Regions from separate parts of the Mus musculus genome. Here regions 1 and 2 are each linked to region 3. A link is a loop called in an ENCODE intact Hi-C map of the cell type or tissue named here. Cell type or tissue: gastrocnemius. All regions are shown on one strand.

Region 1 (8,000 bases), 84 kb before region 3:
GGGCTGAGATGGGAACATTCCAAATTCAAGGTCAGCCTGGAAGGGACTAAAAGAGAAAGGGAATAGAAAAGGAGAGGAAGGGAAGAAAGAGAAGCAGAAAGGTAAGGGAGGATATGAGATTAACAAATATCTCATCTCATACAGTTACCTGTCACAACTGCAGCTATAAAACACTAATTTAGTCAAACTTCCCAATACAACGTTCTTTATGTAGTAACTGTACCTGACATTTCAAGGGCTATTCATAATACACACCTGCCACTTTATTTTGTATACTTTTAAATGATCTAAAATTCACTTTACACATTACATAAAAAGATAAAAGTGTGTGCTGGGAAAAAAAACATAACGACTTAAAGAGCTCTTTCTGTGGTAGTAACTGAACTTTATGAATGGCAAATATTTTTCTTCTCAGTTGCCTTTTATATTTTTGTGAGGGGGGCTTTAATTTTACCTAAACATAAAAATAAAAAATTGTCTTTCTCCTAATAATTCTGTTCCTGTCTTGTCTCCCACATTAGGTAAAATGTTTCATTAGTTAATTTATATAGCTATAATACAAAGTACTAAAGACTAATTTTCAGATCTGGACAACATAAGTAAATTTCTATATATAACACACAAAATTAGTCTTGTAAAGCCAATATTACAAAGTCAAACTGTGCAACTTATATATGAATATAAACCATAGCATAGGGCTGGTGAGATGGCTCAGTGGGTAAGAGCACCCGACTGCTCTTCTGAAGGTCCAGAGTTCAAAATCCCAGCAACCACATGGTGGCTCACAACCATCTGTAACAAGATCTGACTCCCTCTTCTGGTGTGTCTGAAGACAGCTACAGTGTACTTACATATAATAATAAATAAATTAAAAAAAAAAAAAGATTTAAACCATAGCATATTTTTTGAGTTGGCTTGATTGATAGCATAGTTTACAAAGGTAAGAGTTTCAGTCAAGCTGGGCGGTGGTGGCCCATGCCTTTAATCCCAGCACTTGGGAGGCAGAGGCAGGTGGATTTCTGAGTTCGAAGCCAGCCTGGTCTACAAAGTGAGTTCCAGGACAGCCAGGGCTATACAGAGAAACCCTGTCTCAAAAAACCAAAAAAAAAAAAAAAAAAAACCAAAAAAAACAAAAACAAAAAGAGTTTCAGTCAGTCACTCAACTATTATTCTTATTCATCCTTCAGAATATAAATCTGCATAACATTTTATCGATCTATCTATCTGAAGATTTTTTAAATTTTATTTTGGAGTCAGGGTCTCACTACACAGTCTTGGTTGGCCTGGAACTACTAAAAAGACCAGGCTGAACACAAATCAAAGAGAACTGTCTCTTTCTCTGCCTCCTAAGTGCTGGGATTAAAGACGCCACTACCATGCCCAACATTGCATAAAACTTTAACAGAGACCTATTATTAATATCAATTTGGTGATGCTGGGCAAGTAGATGGCTCAGTGGATAAACTATGTGCAAGCCTGAAGGTCTGAGTTCAAATCCAATTACCCATGGAAAACTCTGGGCAGGACTGCCTGAAAACTCCAGCACTGGAAGACAGAGACAGGGAGATCCTGAGAAGCCAGCTTACTTAGCCTAAAAGGCAAGGTTTCTGATCAATCAAAGCAACAGGTGAAGGTCAATAGATTTCTAACAGTGTGCATGCACGCATGCATGCACACACACACACACACACACACACACATCTCTCTCCTCCCCATCTTCTTCTCAGACTTTAGAATATCCTGTGTCCAGTTCCTATTATTCAAAAATTCTAGCTATATGCTATGCTTAAGTAAACTTAAAGTAAATTTAAATTATACAATGCCCACTGTATATTATTAGTTTACCTTAATGTCCCAATTCACTACTTTGTTTCCTGTTAATCTTCCATGCAAACAGTTAGCAGACAAGTCAAGGCAAATTGAATTTTTGCAAGCCTAAGAAAAAAAGAAAAATACAACAAGCACCTTAGTGCAATTAGAACAAAACATAACTTTAATTACACAGAAACTATTCCACCATAATTTAAAAAGTGAATAATAAAATCAATAACATGCCTAGCAATTGCTTTTTACTGTTCTATCTATCCATCTATCTATCTATATACATATCTACCTACCTATCTCTGTGTTGTGTTTGTGTTTCTGTGTGGGGGCATGTAAGCAGGTCTATACCTGAGAGGCCAGAGGCAGACGTCAGCTCTTAGATGTCATCAGTCATTCTTTACCTTCTTTTTTGAGACAGGATCTCTCACTGAACCTAGAGCTCACCATTAGCTAGACTCCATGGCCAGCAACTTATGCACCTGTCTCTGACCCTCCAGCCCAGGGATCATAGGCAAATCAGTAATGTCCTTTATATAGCTGCTTGGGGATCCAAGCCCAGGTCCTCATGGCTACACATCAAGTTCTTTAAATAATAGCTCTTAAAAAATAATCAGGGACTAAATCTAAAGCACTCGCTTATCAAAAGCAGGTCACTGCATTCAGTTCTCGGCACAAAGAAAACACTGACTTTTAAAGAAACAGATGGCTAAACACCTGCTACAAATAAGGATAGAGATGAAAACAACTGAAAAGCTGAAAACTGTTCCAAAGTACCACTTATCAAATTAGCGTTCATTAATACTTGAGTTGTTTCTAAAGAGTGCTCAAAAAACTGGTGAAACATTAAACCAAGGAGAATTTTTATCACAGCATGGTTTTTAAAGCATATGATCAATCTCTAAGAAGGCTGAGAAGAACACAAGAACTCCATGACTTACTCACTGAACTCAGACTTGTACCGTTAGCACACCTTTCTGGAGAAACCAACGTTCAATAAACCGACTTACTTACATAGAAATCACATTTCTTCAGGGAAAACAGTGAGGCAATAACTAATTTTTAAAAGTACATATTTTTAAATTTTCGTCTCAAAGAATACAATCTTAGTATCACCAATTCAAATTCACTTTGTAAAAAGGTAACGACCATAACATTAAAAACCTGAAAAGAGTGTGTCACTTGGTGTACTACGTGGAGGAGATGCACATACTTCCTAGAATCTGTGCTACACACCGGAGACTGAATAGGTGAGTAAATACCAGTAGTTGCCAAGAAAGAAGTTTATGGTTAGATAAACAAACTTATGTTTGAGAAAATACATAGATCTTGATGGATCAAAACTAACTTTTGCTAAGTAAGTATTTTTTAGGGAAAACTGAATAGATGATATATTCAATTATGTAAGAAACTATGTAAAAATATTCAGGGATAAAGTTTTATAGTTATGCCAATCTGCTTGTACAAATGACTTGAAAAACGTCATAAAATACAACAAAATATTAACAATTAGCTAATTTGGGAAAGAATTATACAGGATAATTACATTATTTATTTTTAATTTCTAAGGTATGAAATTTATCAAATTATAAAGTTGGAAGAACATAAAATCAGTAAGTTTGTCAAGTCAGATGTAACAAATAAATAGTATGATTGTATACCAGCTTACTAAACTAGGAAAATATATTCTATATTGTCTCATACAATAAAAGTACTTTCTGTGCCAATGTAATATTAAATATGATAAAGGCAAACAATGCTGTTTGTGGCACTTGGCTGCTTTCCTCTTCCCACTTGTACCTTATGCCTTTCTCCTTCCATCTTTACTGTCTCTTACTTTCATTAACTGAGTTTTTGAAGGGAAAAGAGTTAGACATGGCAGTATACTGGAAAGTGTTTCTATCCTTTAAAAACATCTCCCTTCCCCCTCAACATCACATTTTTTAAAAAGCAAACTAAAGTTTGAGTATTGCTGTTTCACCTCTCTTGAGATGACTAGAGAAACAGGTTTAAAAGGTTTCATTCACTAAAACCAACTCAGAACCAATTTCACAAACTATTCCAATACGCACTAGAATGACACATAACCTAAACTCTAGCTGAGAAGGTATGTCTTAATTTTTGCTCTTCTCAACTTCCTTTTACAAACCCTAATTTTTTTTAAAACTCAAGATTCACCACAACTCCCACCCCCTATGGCAATTACCCACTGAAATGACAAAGGGAATAAAGCCATCAATTTGAGCTCATGGAAGTCACAATTAGGGACAGCCATGCATTTACCTTTCCTGTGTAGTGAAGGAGGATGTTACTTGGCAAGTCGGCCATATCACAGTCTTGACACTTCCAAGGGCTTAAGCAATTTGGACCTGAAAATTAGTTACACACATACACAATCATCACTAAATATACATGTCCTCTTGGATTCTATGTTTCTAGAACAAAATTTAAAATCAAAATGCTTCAAGTTACTCAAATGACAGAGCTAAAACACACTGTATACATGTACTTTAGTTTTAGGTCACCTCTAATTTTTCTAAAACCTAGAACATTTGGGGAGATGATTAATCTCTGCTGTAGAAAGGACACTGTATGAAAATATTATAAAATACTAAAATTATATTGATTTCTCTAATGTAAACAAATTCAAAAGAATAAGAAAAGCATTAAAAATGTGATACTGAGTATAGTGGTACACAACGCACACATTTATCTATTTTTATTTTACGTGCATTGGTGTTTTGCCTGCATGTATTATTATGTGAGGGTTTCAAGTAACATGAAACTGGATTAGAGATTATGGACAGTAGTGAGCTGCCATGTGGGTGCTGGGAACCTGAGTCCTCTAGAAGAACAGAGGTGCTCTTAACTGAGTCACCTTTCCAGTCCAGTTGGTATAACCTTTAATGCTAAGACTCAGAAGGCAGAAGCAGGCAGGGTTCTATAATAAGACTCTACCTTAAAAAAAAAAAAAAACAAAAAAAAAAAAACCTGGTTTTTCAATTTGGACAGACAGCAGAGAAATGGGATAGCATGTAAGTAGGTAACAGTGCTCATTTTATTTACAACTGAAATGTAAGCTCAAAGTTCCATCTGACACATAATGGAAGATTATTTAAATTATAATTATTTAAGTGTGTGTGTGTGTGTGTGAGAGAGAGAGAGAGAGAGAGACAGAGGTAGAGAGAGAGAGAAGGATATGTGCATATGTATAAAAGTATATGTGCTTATGTACATGTCGAGAGGCCAAAGAAGCTATTGGGTGACTTCTTGTATCTCTCTCTTCCTTAGCCTCTTTCTATTCAGCAAATCCCAGTGCTTGCCACCACCTTATTTTTATTAGACAGATCTCTTAGTCAGGCTGAAGCTTCTCTTTTAGGTGGGCTGGCTGGCCTGGAGTCCACGTTAACCTTGGGGTGATGGTGGAAGGCATCCACAGCCAGCTTTCCCAGGGGTGCTGGGATCCACACTCGGGTTCTTCTGCTTTCACTGAGCCATGTCTGCAGCACAGCTGGATACTCCATCTCACTGAAGCTGTGCTAAAGCTGACACACTTCTGTGTCATCAAAAGGACTCTGACTGTTTTCTCTCCTTTGACTATATGACATGTATGTAGAACCATTCACTTATTCACACTTTTAATGTTTATTCTCAGAAGTTAATCATAAAATCCATTAAACTAAAACTCTAAATACAACAGCTCATCATATTGAAGAAAAATGTTTTAAAGATGGATTTACTTATTTCATGTTAAGTACACTGTAGCTGTCTTCAGACACACCAGAAGAGGGCATCAGATCCCCATTACAGATGGTTGTGAGCCACCATGTGGTTGCTGGGAATTGAACTCAGGACCTCTGGAAGAACAGTCAGTGCTCTTAACCACTGAGCCATCTCTCCAGCCCTCATACTGAAAAATTTAATTTTATAACAATAGTTAAGAAATTATAGCTAGGTGGTACTGGTGCAATCTTTACTCCCAGCACTTGGGAGGCAGAGGCAGGTAGATCTCTATTAGTTCCAGGCCAGCCTGGTCTACAGAGCAAGATCTAGGAAAGCCAGGGCTACACAGAGAAATCCTGTCTCCAAAAACAAACAAATTATAGAGAATTTATAATCATAAATTCAAGAAACCACACAGAGGTAAAGAACAATAATTTATAATAATGATATAATTATCATTTAAGAGTAAAATTGTAAGTAGAACTATTAGAATAAACTGTATACTATATAGCCACAAATGCTGCACTAAATGACTCATTTCTAACCACACACTTACTTGGCTTGGAAACCACACATTTGAATACTCAGTGAGTGTCAAAGAAATGATAATGTTCTAATTTAAACTCTGAAAAATCCAGATAGTTCTATTCATCTCAAAACTCCTATGCAGTCTGAACAGGGTGTCTTTATGAAAAACAGGCTCTCTGCAAAATTAATGTCCATGACTCTTAAATTTTTTAATTCAGAATATTCTGATAAAATACAGCTATAAAACAGAAATGTTAGGACTAATAGTAACTAATATATTATATTCAAAATCACAGTCAAAAGAAAATAACAAAACAAGAACATTTACAATACTATACCTATCTGTACTGCCTTCAAAATTTTTTTAGGTATATTAATAAATAAATCATAAGACTGACAAATTCTAGGGAAAGACTCAGAATTTTTGAATTACATAATTTCTTATGTAGGTAGGTTTATATGTGATTTCATCAACTCATTAGCATCTTTCTAAAGTACTTAAAGTGTTATGGAAGTGACTGACCTAAAGTTACACTAAAAATATACTTTCCAATGTGACTATTATAATTATAGTCTTTAAACAAAAAATTAAAAATAAATTATGTCTTAAGAATGGATCCTAATCAGACAGAGCCCCTCATAAGAAAAGGAAGAAACACTAAAAAGAGGTCTGTTCTTTTTCTCTATATGCGCAGTGAGAAAAAGTATGAAAGTTCATACTGAGCTTACAGTAAAAAAGGGGCTGCCTAAAGCAAAGAGAAGCCTCACTAGAAAATGATATTTATATTACCTTAATCTTGAACTTTTACCCTCCAGAAATGTTAAGAAAATAAACTTTGGGGCTGCTGAGATGGCTCAGTGGGTAAGAGCACCCGACTGCTCTTCCGAAGGTCCGGAGTTCAAATCCCAGGAACCACATGGTGGCTCACAACCATCTGTAACAAGATCTGACGCCCTCTTCTGGAGTGTCTGAAGACAGCTACAGTGTACTTACATATAATAAATAAATAAATCTTTTAAAAAAAAAAAAGAAAATAAACTTTGGTGATTAAAGACAGAGTCTAGAAGTTGATTATGGCAATCCTGGGAGACTAACACAGGCAGTAGTTTTGATACTTAAGAAATTTAAATATCAATACTTAAGAGATGGCTCAGCAATTAAGAGCACTGACTGTTCTTCCAGAAGTCCTGAGTTCAATTCCCAGAAACCATATAGAGGCTCATAACCCCCTGTAATGGGATCTGATGCCCTCTTGTGGTGTGTCTGAAGAGAGCGACAGTATATGCATATACGTTAAATATAAAACTTTTTTAAAAATTTAATGATCACTCAAAATGGGCCTGGAGAGATGGCCCAGTGGTTAAGAATGTGTATAGTACTCTTTGCAGATGATCTGGGTTCAGTTCCCAGCACCCAGATGAAACAGCTCTGAACTGTATGGGACCAGATACCCCCTCACCTGTCTATGTGTATACACATGGTGCTCATGAACTTACAAAGGTATACACAGCACACCCTTGTTTTAGGCATTCCTACAAAAAAAGTATATTATAAAACAGGCTTTTCTTTTCAGTTCCAATTAAAACAATCACAGGTCTGTAATATAGTTCAGTACTTAGATTACTTCCTTTATATGTGGTAGATTCCCAAAATGTGAGTGAATGAATGAATGAATGAATGAACAAAACACATTCTTCAAATCAAGTAACTCTTTAGGAAACATTCAGGTAAAAACGCGAAGAAAAAGACAATGCTAAATACTGTGGCTGTGCATGCTCACCTGCTAAATACAAAGCCTTGACCTGAGGAGGCTGCAGAGCTTCATGGAATATAATCACAGATCCTAGCTGGCCCTCCAGAGACGTGGGACAACCCCATTCACTATCTTGGGTTCCAGCTGAAATTAATTTGGTAAACAATTTCGATT
Region 2 (8,000 bases), 110 kb before region 3:
AACAGCTGGTCTGACACTAATTGTTACAGTTAAAGAAGTACAACACTTGTAACTAAATAATTAACTGTTTGGAAAGCCAGAAACTCAAGCAAATCCACAATTTTGCAGTCCCCTTTCTCGTAACATAGTTTAACTGCTTTCAAATACTTCTACATACATATTTACTCTAGCTGCCATGTCCTCTTCAAGAAGTTCTAGTTTATCTTCCTCCATGTCACTGAGTTTAACTTGTTTCACTACTTCCAAAAGCAATGAATCACTGGAAGGCTGTAAGTGCTGAACACCTGTTTAATTAAAAAAAAAAAAAAAGAATAAATTAAAAACTAGTACAAAATATTATAGCATTTCTGTATTTTCTGACAGTTTTGATATTTGAGGATTTTTAAAAATTATTACACATGTGATAAAATATACATGCCTTTAAAATGACAGTTATTTTTAATAATGGCTAATTCTAGATTCAGAAATAGAGTAAATACTGGATTAGCAGTCTGAAAGAGGTATAGAACTGACTTTATGCAAATTACAGATTCATGAATCAATTATATTTAATTAAAGGCAAGTTAATGCTGGGCAGTGGTGGCACATGCTTTTAATCCCAGCATTTGGGAGACAGAGGCAGGTGGATTTCTGAGTTTGAGGCCAGTCTGGTCTACAGAGTGAGTTCCAGTTCAGGACAGCCAGGGCTACACAAAGAAACCCTGTTTTGAAAAAACAAACAAACCAACAAACAAACAAAGTTAATAATTAAATAAATGCCAATGAGTTACTATCAATGTGATTGTGCACTTGTATTAAATATCAAATGACAGCCAGGCCAGGCATGGTAGTGCACACTTTTAACCCTAGCACTTAGAAGGCAGAGGCAGGTGAATCTCTTGAGTTCAGGGCCATCCTGGTCTATATATCTAGTTTCACAGACAGCCAGGGGTACATAGAGAGCCTGCCTCGAAAGAGAAAAAAGAAAGCAAAGTCTGTATGAGCAGCTGTCTATAGCTAACAAATAATAATCAGCAGAGCCATCACGTCCTGAGGTGCATGGGGAGGAACAGGTAACCCTAATACATACGTAAAACACATACATGTACAGTATACAAACTAAGTACTTTGTAATAAATAACAAAGGGCTTTATAATAGAAAGAACATGGACACTAAATTGGGATACTAGATTTCAATTCTGTCCTGCCACTGGGCTCTCTGAATCTGTGCTTCCTACTTTCTAAAAACACTCCAACTTACATTGAACTGTACGCTTAATAAACAAAAACAAAACAACCAAGTGAAAAGGAATCCCAGCTACACATCTTACAGAGAGTTAATTACAACAGTATGTAAAGAACTAAAAAAAAAACCAGGAAAACATACCAAACCAAACCAAACCAAACCAACCAACCAAACAAAAAACAACCCCCCCCCCAACCCACCTATTTAAAAACATGGGCATGGGACCTGAACAGTCATCAAAGGAAGAAAAAAAAATGGCCAAGAACCATCTCAAAAATGTTTATTGTCCTTACCAATTAGAGAAATATAAATCAAAACAACTTTAAAATTCCATCTTACCCCAGTCAGAATTGCAAAGATCAACATACCACACACAACAAATGCTGAAAGGGATATGGAGAAAAGAAAACCTTCATCATTGGCTGGATTTCAAACTAAAGCAGCCTCTAGGAAAACCAGTGTGGAAAATTATCAAAAAAGTTAAAGATACATCTGCCCTATGGCCCAGCTATTCCATTCCTTAGCATACACCCATAGGACTGGACAGTCTACTCCACAGACACTCAGCCATGGTCACTGCTGCTTCATTCACAACAGCTAGGAGATAGAAACAACCTTACTGTCCCTCAACCGATGAATGGAAAACAGAAATGCGGTTCTTATACACAATGGAATACTATCCAGCTGTAAAGAAAAATGCAATCATGAAATTTTCAGGTAAATAGAAGGACCTAGAAAAGACTGTGAGTAACCTAGACCCAGAAAGATAAACATTAGATGTTCTCTCTCATCTGAGGTCCTAGCTTAAATCTTCCTATTTGAGTATATATCCTGAAGTAGCTATAGAAACTAGGGAAATAAAAGGGATCATATCAGGGTAGATAGATGGGGGAGCAACAGAGAAGAGACTAGCAGGATGCTACTGATCTGATGAGGAAAACGGAAAGGGGGAGAGGGAGATAAAGACAGAAGAGAGGAGGCTGAAATAACAAAAACCCAACACCAGGCATGAGAAGATGGAGTTTCGTGATTGTTGATCAAGATTGACAGAGACTCACAAAACATTATGGGCTCTTGCTACTGTCCTTGGTTTCCTTCTGGAGGTAGAAAACAAGTGCCTATTGCTGAGGACGCCAAGTACTTCAAAAACAGCACAGAGGCCCCTGAGCTAGAAATGGCTGGAAAGCCTCCTCCCTCAGAAATAAGTTTTTACGGTAACAGAAACATCAAGTGAGCTTCCAAAGGAAGAAAGCAACCAAAAGACCTACCCACTATGACATCTATGAATCACAATGACCAGCACAGCATGGTAACCTTAAGATGCAGTAGTGGCACACATACTTTGGTGATTAGTGACAACTCTAATTGGACTAAAGATCAAATTAGATTTCAACAAGAAAGAAATTCTGGCTGGTGCTAGAAACCTAGCCAACTACTCAGGACTAGTGAAGTCATGGATGTTGGAGGAGAACCAACAGCTGCAACTTTAGCAAACTAGCATTAATACTTTACACTCTAAATATTTGTCTTTATACCCATAGGTAAGTGTAGCCCTCACTCCTCATCAAGAAAACCTCTCTTTGTAATAGATGGAGACCATTACAGAAAAACATCAATAACCAAAATGCAGAGTTGTGGAGCTGAGTCCGACTGGATCCATCTATAAAACAATTCCCAAACCTAAGGTTCAGGGACAGTCTTGGAAAAGAGGGCTGAAAGACTGTAAGAGCAAGCTTACCATGAGACTATATCTCCTGGGAACATCAGAAGATACACCCATAAAGTCTAACCACATGGTTAGACTGTGTAAATATGAGTTGAACAAGGACAATAACAACAACAGACATGCTAAATGGATTTGGGGTGTGTGGTGGGATATATAATATATACACATATGCACGTAACAAAAAAAGACTGAATTTGAAATAGAGCAAGGATAGGTTCATGGGAGAATTTGGAGAGAGAAAAGGGAAGGGGTAAATGATGTAATGATATTATAATCTCAAAAATAAAAGAAATAATAAAAGATATATTTTAAAATTTTTTCCAAGTCAGGGTTTTACTATGTTGCCTGGGCTGGGCTGAACTCCAGATACCTCCTTCTTAACTGCTTAGTTAGCTGGGATTAAAGCCATGCAGCAGTGCACTAAGCTCCTCAATCAAAAGAATCCATTTATTTTGTCTCTCAAGGTAGCCTGAGCCTGAGAAACTTTACATAGCAAACAACAACCCTGGCATTCTGCCCCTCTGCCCCTACTTCACAGGTACTGTGATTACAGATAGGAATCTAGATTTTCTTATCCATCACAAACTCGGTGTCTTGAGTTCTTAATGGGCTTTTCATTAAAATATTACATACAAGCATTTTACAGAAAAGTCTATGACATAACCCTGTTCTGTATATTTGCAATGAGTTATTTGCAAAGTGTACTTGAAACAAAACAAGCAACTATTTTCTTACTAAAGAATATCATGAATTGGCAGAATATCAAACTATCTTAAGAAGTAAGCAAAATAACTCTGCACTGAATTGTGAAGTACACCCAGCAGAAAGCACTGTAGGATGAGCCACTGCTTGCTCCTAGTTTTCACTACCATCGAGCACCATTTCTCCCATCTGTCCAGTTTTACTGTCACCACTGAACTGGAACACTTCTTAAAATATGCAATGAGTAAAGCTGAGGTGAAAAAAGGACAGTGGTTTTCTTGAATTTAAGACGGCTGAGGTAAGAAGAAAGGATATAAACTCATCTGCAGAGTAGGAGAGGGTAAGGAAACAGGAGTGGGAATTTCCCAGAGAAGGATTTCTTGGAAAATAGTAGGGAAATAGCATCATTGAAACTACTACCAAACTAAAGTGATGCACTGGAGGGGGATGTCTGCTAGGTAATGAGGACAGTTACATTTTGAAAAGGAAGTGTGCAAGTGCCAGAAAACTGACAAGGCAGAGAGGCTTATATATATGACTGTAAGCTGCTATGTAAGATACATTAAGTTAGTGTTTGTGTCAAAGACAAAATATTATTTTTCATTAAGAGAAAAAATCATAATTATCTGATTTACTTTAGAACACAGAATCCTAAATGATATACTGGCTTTCTTCAGCTTTGTAGGAATGGTCAATATGTTAAACGGAAAAAAAGTCTAAAATTTGGCCCTTGTTTAATCTATAGACCTATCATGAGATACAAGTGGTACAGAAGCAGCTACAGTGACAATAATTATGACTTGGCAAACATGTAGGTGCCATGGACACATCACAGGAAATACTTCTGCATATTTCAGACTTTTCTTCAAAAGAGAACAAATGACAGCCAATAATGAAGAGCTTCTTACAAAGTTATAGAAACCCCTTTAAAATCCATTTTGAAATACTACTTGGGTAAATATTTGCAAAGTATTCTTTTACAAGGCACATCTAAGACATTAAAAATTAGGGCTCTTTAAAAGCAGGTTGGGCTGGAGAGATGAGCACTTTCAGAGGTTCCGTGTTCTACTCCCAGCAACCACATGGTGGCTCACAACCTCTGTAATGGGATCCAATACTGTCTTCTGGTGTGTCTAAAGACAATAACAGTATATTCATATACATTAAAAAGGGGGGAGGCAGGTTATAAAAGAGTCATAAATTAAAGGATGGGGAAGTAGGCTAATTTAATAGTCAAAGGAAAGGATATTATTTCTCAACAAAACATAAACGAAATACAGTAAAAATACTAGCTTTCTTTGGAAAGTTACATTCAATGAAAACACACACTCATCTTAGATTTAGGCCAAAATTAACAACACTGAATTCATGTACCAATTTACACATACACTTTAAAGTACTATACCCCTTTGTTCTTAAGTAAACATCTAAAACAGTAAACAACAGTAAGCAGCCTGTCAACATCTGTTCATAAAAACAGGAAGCTACTGTAACTCACCTAAATTATCTCTTAAGGCACTAGCTTCCTCGTGGGTTTTGAAATTATAATTTGGTACCAGTTTAAGTCTCATGCGGGAATAATTTTCAACATTAGCTAGTTTCCAGTGAATTCGATTCTGTTTCCTATAAAATTCACAATGAAACAAGTAAAATTATTTGAAATTATAAAAATTAATTGTTTACAGCGTATAAACAAGTATAAAGTGCTTCACAATTGTTCAATACAATTTAGAAAATGATCAAGATATAACAACTGGCTAGTTTGCACAAGGCCCTGGGTGTGATTTCCAGCACTACAAAAAAGCAGACTTGGGTAAACCTGAAGGAGAGCAGCGGGATGGGGGCTGAGTAAGAGCAGCGGATGGCAAATGTGTGCAAACGGAAACCTACTACTCTATATGCTAGCAGCTACTTTCGAAACAAATGTAAATGTTTATGTTTATCATCTGGACAACTGTCATGAAAACTAAAATGAGTACGTTTGACTGCAACATATATGAACCTAAGAGAATTTAAATTACCCAAGATGCCATGAGGCTTAATGGTAGAGAAATAAGATTTGAACACTAGCTTTCAGACTTCTGGCTTGATTACTTTATTCTTTCATGTTAAATGCAATTTTATAACCATAATATTAAAAAGTTTTACTACAAATAAAAATAACTACAAATGTGGGAATGGATGGGTAGGGGAGTGGGGGGAGGGCATGGGGGACTTTTGGGCTAGCATTGGAAATGTAATTGAGGAAAATACGTAATAAAATAACTACAAATGGATCAAAATCCAAAATATCAAAGTTAAGATGATAAAACTCTTAGAAGAAAAGGTAAAGTTTTATGACCTTGGACTTGGGTATGCTTTCCTAATACATTATAAAAAGCATGCAAGGAAAAAAAACTAGGTTTATTAAAATTATAACTTCTGAAGAACAAAGGTCACAATCAGGAAAGTGAAAAATCATCTACATATTTGCAAATCACCTGAAGAGTCACTGAGAATACATACATTCTGACACACACAACTTCAGTGAAAAGTCCATCATTCAATGTGGGAACTAGGCAAAGGAAACAAGCCAACACTCTTCAAAGGCATACAAATGGCCAACAAGTACACAAAACAGCACTCAACATTGTTGGTTATTAGAATGGTGAAAAACAAAATTATATGATCATGCTTTATATACACAACGGACGGGCTATTTGAAAAATTGGAAAACGACAACTATCAGTTAGAATGTGTGAAACTGGAAAACATGCTGACATTTCCTTGTCAATGCCTAATAAGTTAAACATGAAATATGATGCAGAACTTGCATTTATACTATATACCCAAAAGGATTTAAAAGCATGCTCTCAAAACATTTTGATACAACTATCCACAGCAGCACTGTCAGAATAGCTCAAAGGTGGCCAACAACTAAATATTTATCCACTGATCAGAGGGTCAAAAAGATAAACAAAAGGGTTACTTTACTACATTTTTAAAACAAGGGCTATAAAATATATACACCAAAAGAAGTGACAATATTAAGCTGTAAAATGTTGAAGTGCATAACGTCATTAACTCTAGCTTAATAAGGTGATGTGAGAAAGGCAGAAGCACTGTTGTGGAGTATTAGAGTCTAAAGTCTAATGCATGTGACACTAGGGTGAAAGGAGAGCCAAGCACATGACAAGTAATACGTACACACAAACCTCCCGTCATTCAAAACCAACTCATAAAGAACAGGAATTCAAAGTACTCTTTAAAGAATTGGAGTAAAACATACTTAGCTTAACAGTTTAACATATAATGCCACAGTTCTAAAGAGCAAAACATGTACCTACTTTTCAGCCCAAGGCCCCCTTTCGCACGTAAGATAGAGCCGTATCGCCTTCCAGCGTCTAACAGCCGCCAACTGCTGACTGTTAAGTTGTTTAATCATATTATTATACCTCAAGTTCTCTTGACGGGCTTTTCGATTAAATGGCTCCACAAAATACTCCTGAAATAAACAGAAAAAGACGAGAGTAATGTATCTATAAATTTTTATTTAACAAAAAAAAGGTATATGAAAAAAGAAAGAACATAATTTTATTTCATTAAAATACTTCTCTTTGATGAGGACGGTAGAATTTTAGCTATGTTCTACTTAAGATTTGACTTGTAAAAATAAAACACACACACAGACACTCACTCTACAGCTGATAAAATAATCAATAAAAGTCACCTACTGCTGAGCCTAACAACCTGAGTTTGTTCCCAAGCACCCCAATTGCGGTGGTATACTCCTGTAATCCCAACACTAAGGAGGTGGAGTTAGGAAGACATGAAATTTAATGTTATTCTTAGCTGTTTATCAAGTTTGAGGCCACTCTGAAATATGAGATAGTCACACACACACACACACACACACACCAAAAAAAAAAAAAAAAAAAAAAAAAAAAGAAAGAAAAGGACTAAGATCTAAAATATCTACTAAAACTCCAGAAAAACAAGCTGTCATTAAATTGTGGCTGTTACCATACTTGTAGGAAGGAATCAATGGTATGAGAACCAACACTAAAATAGATCACTGCTGAGACAAGTAAGGAAGTCACAAAGTCCCATGAGAGCTAGGTATCAACTCATCAATGCCCTTATTACATGGACATAACATCTTCCTTCAATACTAGTAGTGGGATGGCTGGGATGTGGGTTGACTGGTAGCATGTTTGCATCATAAGCCCTGGGACCAATCAATGAAAGGTGCAACCTGAGTATAGCAGCAAGTGTTTGCAAAGTGAAACAGGAGGGTCCTAAGTTCATGGTCATCTTGGCAGGTACAGAAAACATGTAACACTGCCTCAAAAACTAAGCATACAAGTA
Region 3 (8,000 bases):
GCTATATGAGACTTTGTCTCACACAAGAACACGAATTTTAGGTGAATGCCAGAGGTAGAAAAGTGATTAAAAATGTGCACAAAAACACAAAACAAGATAATCTTTATAAATACGAGGTGGAAACAAGCAAAGTGATCTTCAAAAAGACCAGTGTTTTGTGGGTAACTGCTAAACTAATAAAGCTATGGAACAGAAGAATACAGATTCGAAGAAGACCAATACATTAATGATCGAATAATTCAGGGCAGAGATGAGACACTGTAAAAAGGGACTAATACGTAATCATCATAAAGAAAAGCGGCTGGGCCAGGCTGAGATGCTCACGGGGTAAAAGCTTTTGCCAAACAAGCCTGACAACCCAAGTCAGGTCAGAACCTCAGAAGCCACAGTGGAAGGAGGGAACTAAGCCCCATGAGCTGTCCTCTGACCTCCACAGTCACACTATGGCATGGGTACACAAACATGGGCAGACCCTACCCCAAAGTGTTAACTGATGCGATGTAAAAAAATAAGAAATTTTAACCTATTTAGAAAATTTTAATGCTGAAATCCAACTGTATTTTGCATTGGTGATGTAGAAGTAATTTTATTGGGGTGAGTCTGCCCCACTCTAGCTAGTACAGCACTCGAATAAAAGACACAGAAACCTGGTATTTTGGGGGAGGGGGGTTCAAGACAGGGTTTCTCTGTGTAGCCCTGGCTGTCCTGGAACTCACTCTGTAGACCAGGCTAGCCTTGAACTCAGAAATCTGCCTGCCTCTGCCTCCCAAGTGCTGGGATTAAAGGCGTGCACCACCATGCCCGGCTGCCTGGTATTTTTATTAGCAAGCTAATTACTTGCCCACTGAGCCTTCCCGTGTTTGCTCTGCTCCATGTGTGTCCCCAGGGCAGTTTTCTCTTGGCCATGAGTTCATGGTCCATCCTCATGGTCCATCCTGCTTCATGGTGGCCTCCTCCTGCTCCCATCTTTTTCCTTCTCCTCGTGGTCCCTGAGACTTCCCTACTTGATCTCAAGTTCTTCCTTCCTCTCTCTCCTGCCCAGTCACAGGCTTTAGCGTTTGCTATTCAATCAGGGATTATTCTTCACAGCACACTGGTCAACACAGTGCCCATGTCCAGAGTGCAACCTAATCTTGGGGCACAGAACTCAGCATCTGAATACACAGTGCACAAGACCAACCCCAACAGGATGATACCTTCAGAACTTCACCATAAAGTTTTTGATTGTTTTATTATTGTGATAAAATATAGAACAAACTTTGCTATTTATGGCCAGTTTTTACCATGTCCATTTAAAAAGTTATTTTCTCATTTGGTATGTCTGGGAGTTTTGTCTGTCTGGAAACTTTTGGAGACCAGAAGAATGTACCAGATCTTTGGGAACTAAGTTCCAGACAGTTGTGAGTCATCTCATGGGTGCTGGAAATTGAAGCTGGCTCTCTGAAAAAGCAGCCATAATCCCACCCTATATGTCCATTCAAAAACAATATGTCATTCAGTGGCATTTACTATGTTCACAACTATCACTACGGTGTATTTCATCAGACAGAAACTTTATGTCTTAGTTATTACTCTATTGCTGTGATGAGACACCATGAGTGAAGCAGCTTACAAAAGAAAACATTTAATTGGGGGCTTGTTTACAGTTTCAGAGTTAGTCCATGATCATTGTGGCAGAAAGCATGATTAAAGGCAGGCATGTCTCTGGAGCAGAAGCTCAGAGTTTACATCCTAGCAGCAGAGGCAGGGGTGGGGTTGGGGGAGCTATGGTGGGGGCTTTTGAAACCTCAAAGCCCACTCCAACTGACACACCTTTTTCAATAAGGCCACACCTCTTTTTTTTTTTTTTTTTTTTAAAGATTTATTTACTTATTATATGTAAGTACACTGTAGCTGTCTTCAGACACTCCAGAAGAGGGCGTCAGATCTTGTTACAGATGGTTATGAGCCACCATGTGGTTGCTGGGATTTGAACTCCTGACCTTCGGGAGAGCAGTCGGGTGCTCTTACCCACTGAGCCATCTCACCAGCCCCCAAGGCCACACCTCTTAATCCTTCCTAAATAGTCCATCAACTGGGAACCAAATATACAAACATGTGAGCCTATGGAGGCTATTCTCATTCAAATCATTACACTTGATAACCACTTGAGTAATAATTCATTTTTCTCTCCCCAAGCCCTGCCCTGCCTACTGCCCATTTCTTTAAAGTTTTGTTTTTCTTTTTCTTGTTTGATTTGTTTTGTTTGTTTTCAAGGCAGGGTTTCTCTGTGTAGGCTTGGCTAGCCTGGACTCACTCTGTAGACCAGGCTGGCCTTGAACTCACAGAGATCTGCCAGTCACTGCCTCCCAAGCGCTGGGATTAAAGGCATGTGCCACTACTGCCTGACTCTATGAAGTTTCTTATGCTACACATTTTGTGGAATAATATTTGCCATTTTGTACCTAGCTCATTCAGCGTAATTTTCAAGGTTCATTCATGTTATTGTATGTCTTAGTAATTCCCTCTCCTTAAAAAAAAAGATTTATTTTTTATGTATGAGTACACTGTAGCTGTGAGCCTTCATATGGTTGTTGGGAATTGAATTTAGGACCTCCGTTCACTCCAGTCAACCCCACTCCCTCTGGTCAACCCTGCTCACTCTGGCCCAAAGATTTATTTATTGTTATAATTAAGTACATTGTAGCTATCTTCAGATGCACCAGAAGAGGGCATCAGATCCCATTACAGGTGGTTGTGAGCCAACATGTGGTTGCTGGGATTTGAACTCAGGACTTTACCCGGTGAGCCATCTTGCCAGCCCCATAATTCCTTCTTCTGTCTGTGTAAAATATTCCATGTTAAGTACATGCCATATCGTGTTTATCCATTCATCAGTTGATGAATACTTGGGCTATGTCCCCTCCTTAGCTATTGTGAATAATGCTGTGATTAGAGATGCCATGCAGGCATCCATGTGAGTCCATTTGCCTTACAACAAAGAATGGAATTGCTGGATTATATGCCAATGTTTTACTTCTCTGGCACAGGCAAATGGGAGTTATTTTCCAAACTAACCACAGAAGGAAAAGTTACTAGTCATTTGAGTTACATTAAGATTAAGAGGGTTTTTTTGCATTTAATTCCAGCACTAAGGCAGGAGAGTCAGGCAGATCTCTGTGAGTTCAAAGGTAGTCTGGTCATACTGAGCTCCAGGCCAGTGAAGTCTATATAGATAGTATGACCTTGTCCCAAAATAATGAAACAAGGCTTGGTGGCAGTGGTGCAGGCCTTGAATCCCAGCACTTAGGGAGGCAAAGGATAACAGATGTCTGAATTTGAGAGGACAGGCTGGTCTACAGAGTGAGTTCCAGGACAGCCAGGACTACACAGTGAAACCCTCTGTTGAAAAACCAAAACCAAAGAAACAAAAACAAAGATTAAGAGGGGCAAAGGATATACCCCAGTGGTAAAAGTGTGTGTTGAGCACAAACAAGGCCCTGGGTTCAGTCTCTAGCAAATAATAATAAAAACTGTTCATGGATAGTTGTGTAAAACTATGGGCTTTTCTATGCCTACTGAATAATGACAAGGAGATCTTTACATTTATTAAAAGCTTTAGGTAGATACTCATATATTCTAACCAGACTATGCTGACCTGGCCTACCTTCCCAGCCACATGGCCCATTACCTGTCATCTTAGTCTTGCCCTGGGTCATCCTTCTTCATCTATGTCCCTACCCTATGTCGACTTCCCTGTTCCCCTTCCCGAGACCCTCTCTCACTTTCCCTGGGCCAGAAGTCTTTTCCTCTCCTGCCCAGCTATCGGCTGTTCAGCTATTTCTTTAACCAATCAGAAGGTTATGGAGAACCATGGTTTACAAAACACCGAGTGAGGATATGCTTCATAATAATGACTGCAACCAGATCTTTGGGTGCAGAAATCAGCATCTGGATACACAATACACAAAAACATCCCCCAAAAGTTGCCCTCCAAATTCTAGGTAAATAAAGTTAGCCAGCAGCAGCCTGTGATTCTGTACAATGAAGCTAATTCAAACCACAGCAGTAGGAAACCGTCCATCCTTCCTGTGGTCTGACAGTGTTTCACTGAAACCCTCAAGATTCCAGGAAGACATATATTGCCCACTTTCTCTTGATACTGTTGATTCTATATAGGCACATAAAATCATTCATGACATGAAAGTAGAGGGAATGGGTGAGAAAAGAAAGATACTGGTGGGGGGATGGGGAGAAAAGGGTATTGGGTTGCACTATAATAATTCTTTTCCTGCTAAGTTGAAGATGGCGTGATCCCCAACATGCAATTCTATTTCAGGCCTGGTTTGCTTCTGCCCTCTGCTGGGTGCTGGGATGGTTACTCTTGGTTGTCAACTTTATTACATCTGGAACCAATTAAAAAAACCAAAACCAAAACCAAAACAAACCCCAAGCAGCTGAGCAGACCTCAGAGGGATTTTTTTGACTGTATCATTTAAGGATGAAAGATCTGCCCTAACTCTGGATCATTTGGGGTGGGAAGACTCGCCCTAAATCTGGACCACACCTTCTAGTGGCTGCCCACGTGAAATGACATGAAAGAAAGCTTCTGCATTTTGCCTACTTGCCTTCTCTTTAAGGAAAGTTCATCTATTTTGTAGCTTATGAATTCCTCTACTGATAGTAGATGTTAGAATGCACTTCTTCAGGATTCCAGTGCACACTGAAGACTAACAGCTTTCTAGGACTTCTCTGCGTCTCTAGCATGAGATTGGGACTGCTGACCCATCACTACTACTGGAATCTTGCCTTGAGATAGCCATCGTGGGGTTATTTGAACCATTCTAATAAATGTGTGTGTGTGGATGTGTGTGTACATGCACATTCAATTGTTTGTTCCTTTAGAGAAGCTTTACTGATACACTGCTGAGTAACCTTAGAGCTTGGTAAGTGAAAAGGGAGGGCAACCTCAGAAGCTTCAGCAAGTGAAGCTGCCACTCTCTGAAAGGAACAAACTGACTTGATAAGTTGGACTTGTTTGGATTGTTTTGTATGTTAGCACCACCACCCCAATCAAGTGGCAAGAGTCTTGTCTTGTCTTGTCTTGTCTTGTCTTGTCTTGTCTTTTCTTTTCTTTTCTTTTCTTTTCTTTTCTTTTCTTTCCTTTCCTTTCCTTTCCTTTCCTTTCCTTTCCTTTCCTTTCCTTTCCTTTCCTTTCCTTTCCTTTCCTTTCCCTTTCTTTCTTTCTTTCTTTCTTTCTTTCTTTCTTTCTTTCTTTCTTTCTTTCTTTCTTTTTTAATGTCTTCTTGGAAAACTCATACATGGAAACCATTATGTACTTACTACTTTTATAAAACAAAGTCTGCTAGTACTGTTTAGAAAACAAGATCGGATTTGTCACATGCAAGGTAATGAGCGTGTAAACTGGTATGATATGTTTGCAGAGTGGAATGGGAAACCTAAGTGTCAGGTCCAGGAGGGCAGTGCTGGTGACAAGCCAAAGGTTTAAAGCAGATCTCTTAAAGTGCTTTCTGTTCAATAGAAAGTTTCCCTAATCCTCCAGGAACCTTCCTTAACCAGCTCATAAGGGTCAACTACCTTAGGCAAGAGCACTAGTTCCCAAGTCAATCTGGACAGCCCAAATCCAGTCAGAGCCCCACCCTGCTAACTGTCATAAAATCTACTTGCTTTGCCACTATTCTGCTCTTTCTGCCCAGCCCCCAACTCTCCACCCACCGGAAATGGCCTTGGCAGTTTGGTCCCAACAAATTATTCTATCTGCTATGGAACAGTCTGGTTCAGTAGTTTCATTTGGGGCTAAGGTTATGTTTTAAATTGTAATTACTGTGTTTAAGAGATCCATAAAATGCTGGGCAGTGGTGGCAAATGCTTTTAATCCCAGGACTTGGGAGGCAGAGGCAGGCAGATTTCTGAGTTTGAGGCCAGCCTGGTCTACAGAGTGAGTTCCAGGACAGCCAAGGCTACACAGAGAAACCCTGCCTCGAAAACCAAAACCAAAAACCAAAAACCAAAAACCAAAGATGCCTCTAACTTGTAAGCCCCACTTGCCCAAGCACAGATAAACCCGTAAACCTCACCTTCTCAAGAGCAGTTAACGTCCTACAATGCTGGGGGCTGTTGTTCATGTAAGATAGCAAGCCAGATGCTCTCACGTCTGTAACCAGGGTTGGTTGCCCCAAGGGCACAGGATGTGCTTGATCTTTAATATTCGGGAGGCACAGAGGCAAGAAGTCAGTCAGGGTGGATGCTTGCCCCTGAGTGGATGAACGTGGGAAGGAGGTGGCTTATGGCTTTTACCTTTATAAGCATGGGACTACATAATTCGTGGCTACTTTCTGGGGATCCCAGGTAAGGACCTGGCCAGTGTCCAGTGCCCTAGCCAGTATTTAATAAAGCTCGCTTCAAATTTGGCTCAAAAATTGTGATAGAGGTCTTATTCTCTCCTGGTGGGTTAACATTTTCTCTGCACCTCTGCTTATACATAGGATTTATAGAATCCCAACAACTACTTTGTATATACCTTGGAGAAACTTCAAATGGAACAGATAAACTCTACCCTAACCATTCAGCCCATGTGTTTCACCAATAAAACCAACTACAGAATTACCACACTTATATATTTGTTATAATTAAGTAATAAATCTTAATAGATACAATAAAAGTATGTGGCAATTCAACATCTTTTTATATTATAAATTATTTTTAAAGTAATGAGGATCTGAACTCCACATGCCACCACACGTGTAAACTACTGGAATGCTGGCTTTGTGTTCTAAATACTTGGATTACCTCCATGTGACATTTTATTAGTGCAGGGACATTCATTCTCTCTTGATTGTTGTCCTATGTTTAATGCATCTTTTTTTTTTTTTTAGCATTTCTAAAACTAAATGATTTGTCACAAAGGCTCTCAGAGATCTAGGTAATTTGAAAATAAAATTTAAGTGCTGATAATAGTTTGGAAGAAATACATTAGTACCAGATTTTTATATTAGTGAAGGCCCCTGAGAACCTTACCTGACTTTTCTAAAGTGACAGGAAAGTATTTTCTTGTTACAGTGAATTTTGATCACTTGAGTTGATATGTAATAAAATCTGGTTGTGATAAATACTTTGATCTGTAGCTGGATTTAGCTACTTTGTGCGTTCTTCTTTTTCCCACCCTTTATCTCCAACCCCCCTCCTTCACTCCCCTATCACGTGGTAGGAAAGAAAGAAAGATAGAGGGGAGAAAGAAAGATAACATAAAACACTCTTTTAGGTTCTCAAACAGGGACATCTAAGGGAGTGCTTTATGTAGTCTGCATAAATACTCAAAAGCCACTAAAGCTGTTATTCATGGTGGTGGTGTGCCCACTCAGGAAGAGTTCGAGACCCAGAAGACCACCAAGGAGACGATTCCCATGTAATCCCACGACTTTATTCAAGCTCGAGCTTGGGCTCACCGCCAACCCTGATGCAGCAGACTGGGGGGATGAAGCCCCGAGCCCTCAGCAGGACAAGGCTTTATAGGAAATGGCGAGCAAGCAAGGAGGTTTCCAGCCTGGCAAGCATCTAATTGAATGACTATTGTGAGCAGGTGACAGGTGGGTGCTCTGAAACAAAACCATGAACAATCACAAATGGTCTGAAAGTACATCTGGAACTATCAGACTAATCTTGATTGGCTGTTGCTAGGGAGTAGCTAGGGAATAGATATATCTGTTTGTCTCCATGAGTAGGATTAAATCTTACTAATTATTCTATATCCAACAAGTAAAACTATCTAGCGCTCAGCAAGTACTCTATCACTGCTAATCCGATTGGAGAAAATTATATACTGCCTAGTACTAAGTTTATTAACATAAATAAATCCCAAGCCCTTAGTCTGCAGGGCCGACTGGGGAATTGTAGTGACTACTCAACGATCTGCATAGACGCCTTCCAAGGCTCCTCTCCCAAAACCATCTTCACTTTGTATGCATGCTCTGTATTAGATCTTCTTCCTTTTGTTGTTTTTT

The links. Peaks named below come from ENCODE experiments on the same cell type or tissue, not always from the same donor. Only the 100,000 strongest peaks of a DNase experiment are listed, where the experiment ranks them.
Region 1: a loop joins it to region 3, with 2.6 times the contacts of the local background. A loop is called at or near these places in 8 of 42 quality-filtered maps.
Region 2: a loop joins it to region 3, with 3 times the contacts of the local background. A loop is called at or near these places in 14 of 42 quality-filtered maps.

What each region holds. Positions count from the first base shown.
Region 1 is chr1:60,238,729-60,246,728 of GRCm38, reverse strand. Nbeal1 (neurobeachin like 1) reads right to left here. Exons shown (of 55, transcript NM_173444.2): 16 at 7,854-8,000; 17 at 4,105-4,190; 18 at 1,846-1,935. Among named protein-coding and RNA genes, the nearest start is that of Nbeal1, 62 kb to the right of the region's middle. In gastrocnemius, no CTCF peak of the experiment used is centred here; no DNase peak of the experiment used is centred here.
Region 2 is chr1:60,269,409-60,277,408 of GRCm38, reverse strand. Nbeal1 (neurobeachin like 1) reads right to left here. Exons shown (of 55, transcript NM_173444.2): 33 at 6,980-7,137; 34 at 5,152-5,276; 35 at 158-284. Among named protein-coding and RNA genes, the nearest start is that of Cyp20a1, 70 kb to the left of the region's middle. In gastrocnemius, a CTCF peak has its summit at 4,722; a DNase peak (open chromatin) is centred at 4,737.
Region 3 is chr1:60,154,998-60,162,997 of GRCm38, reverse strand. No RefSeq gene overlaps it. Among named protein-coding and RNA genes, the nearest start is that of Nbeal1, 22 kb to the left of the region's middle. In gastrocnemius, a CTCF peak has its summit at 4,340 (motif pointing left); no DNase peak of the experiment used is centred here; H3K4me3 peaks cover 715 bases; H3K27ac peaks cover 1,024 bases.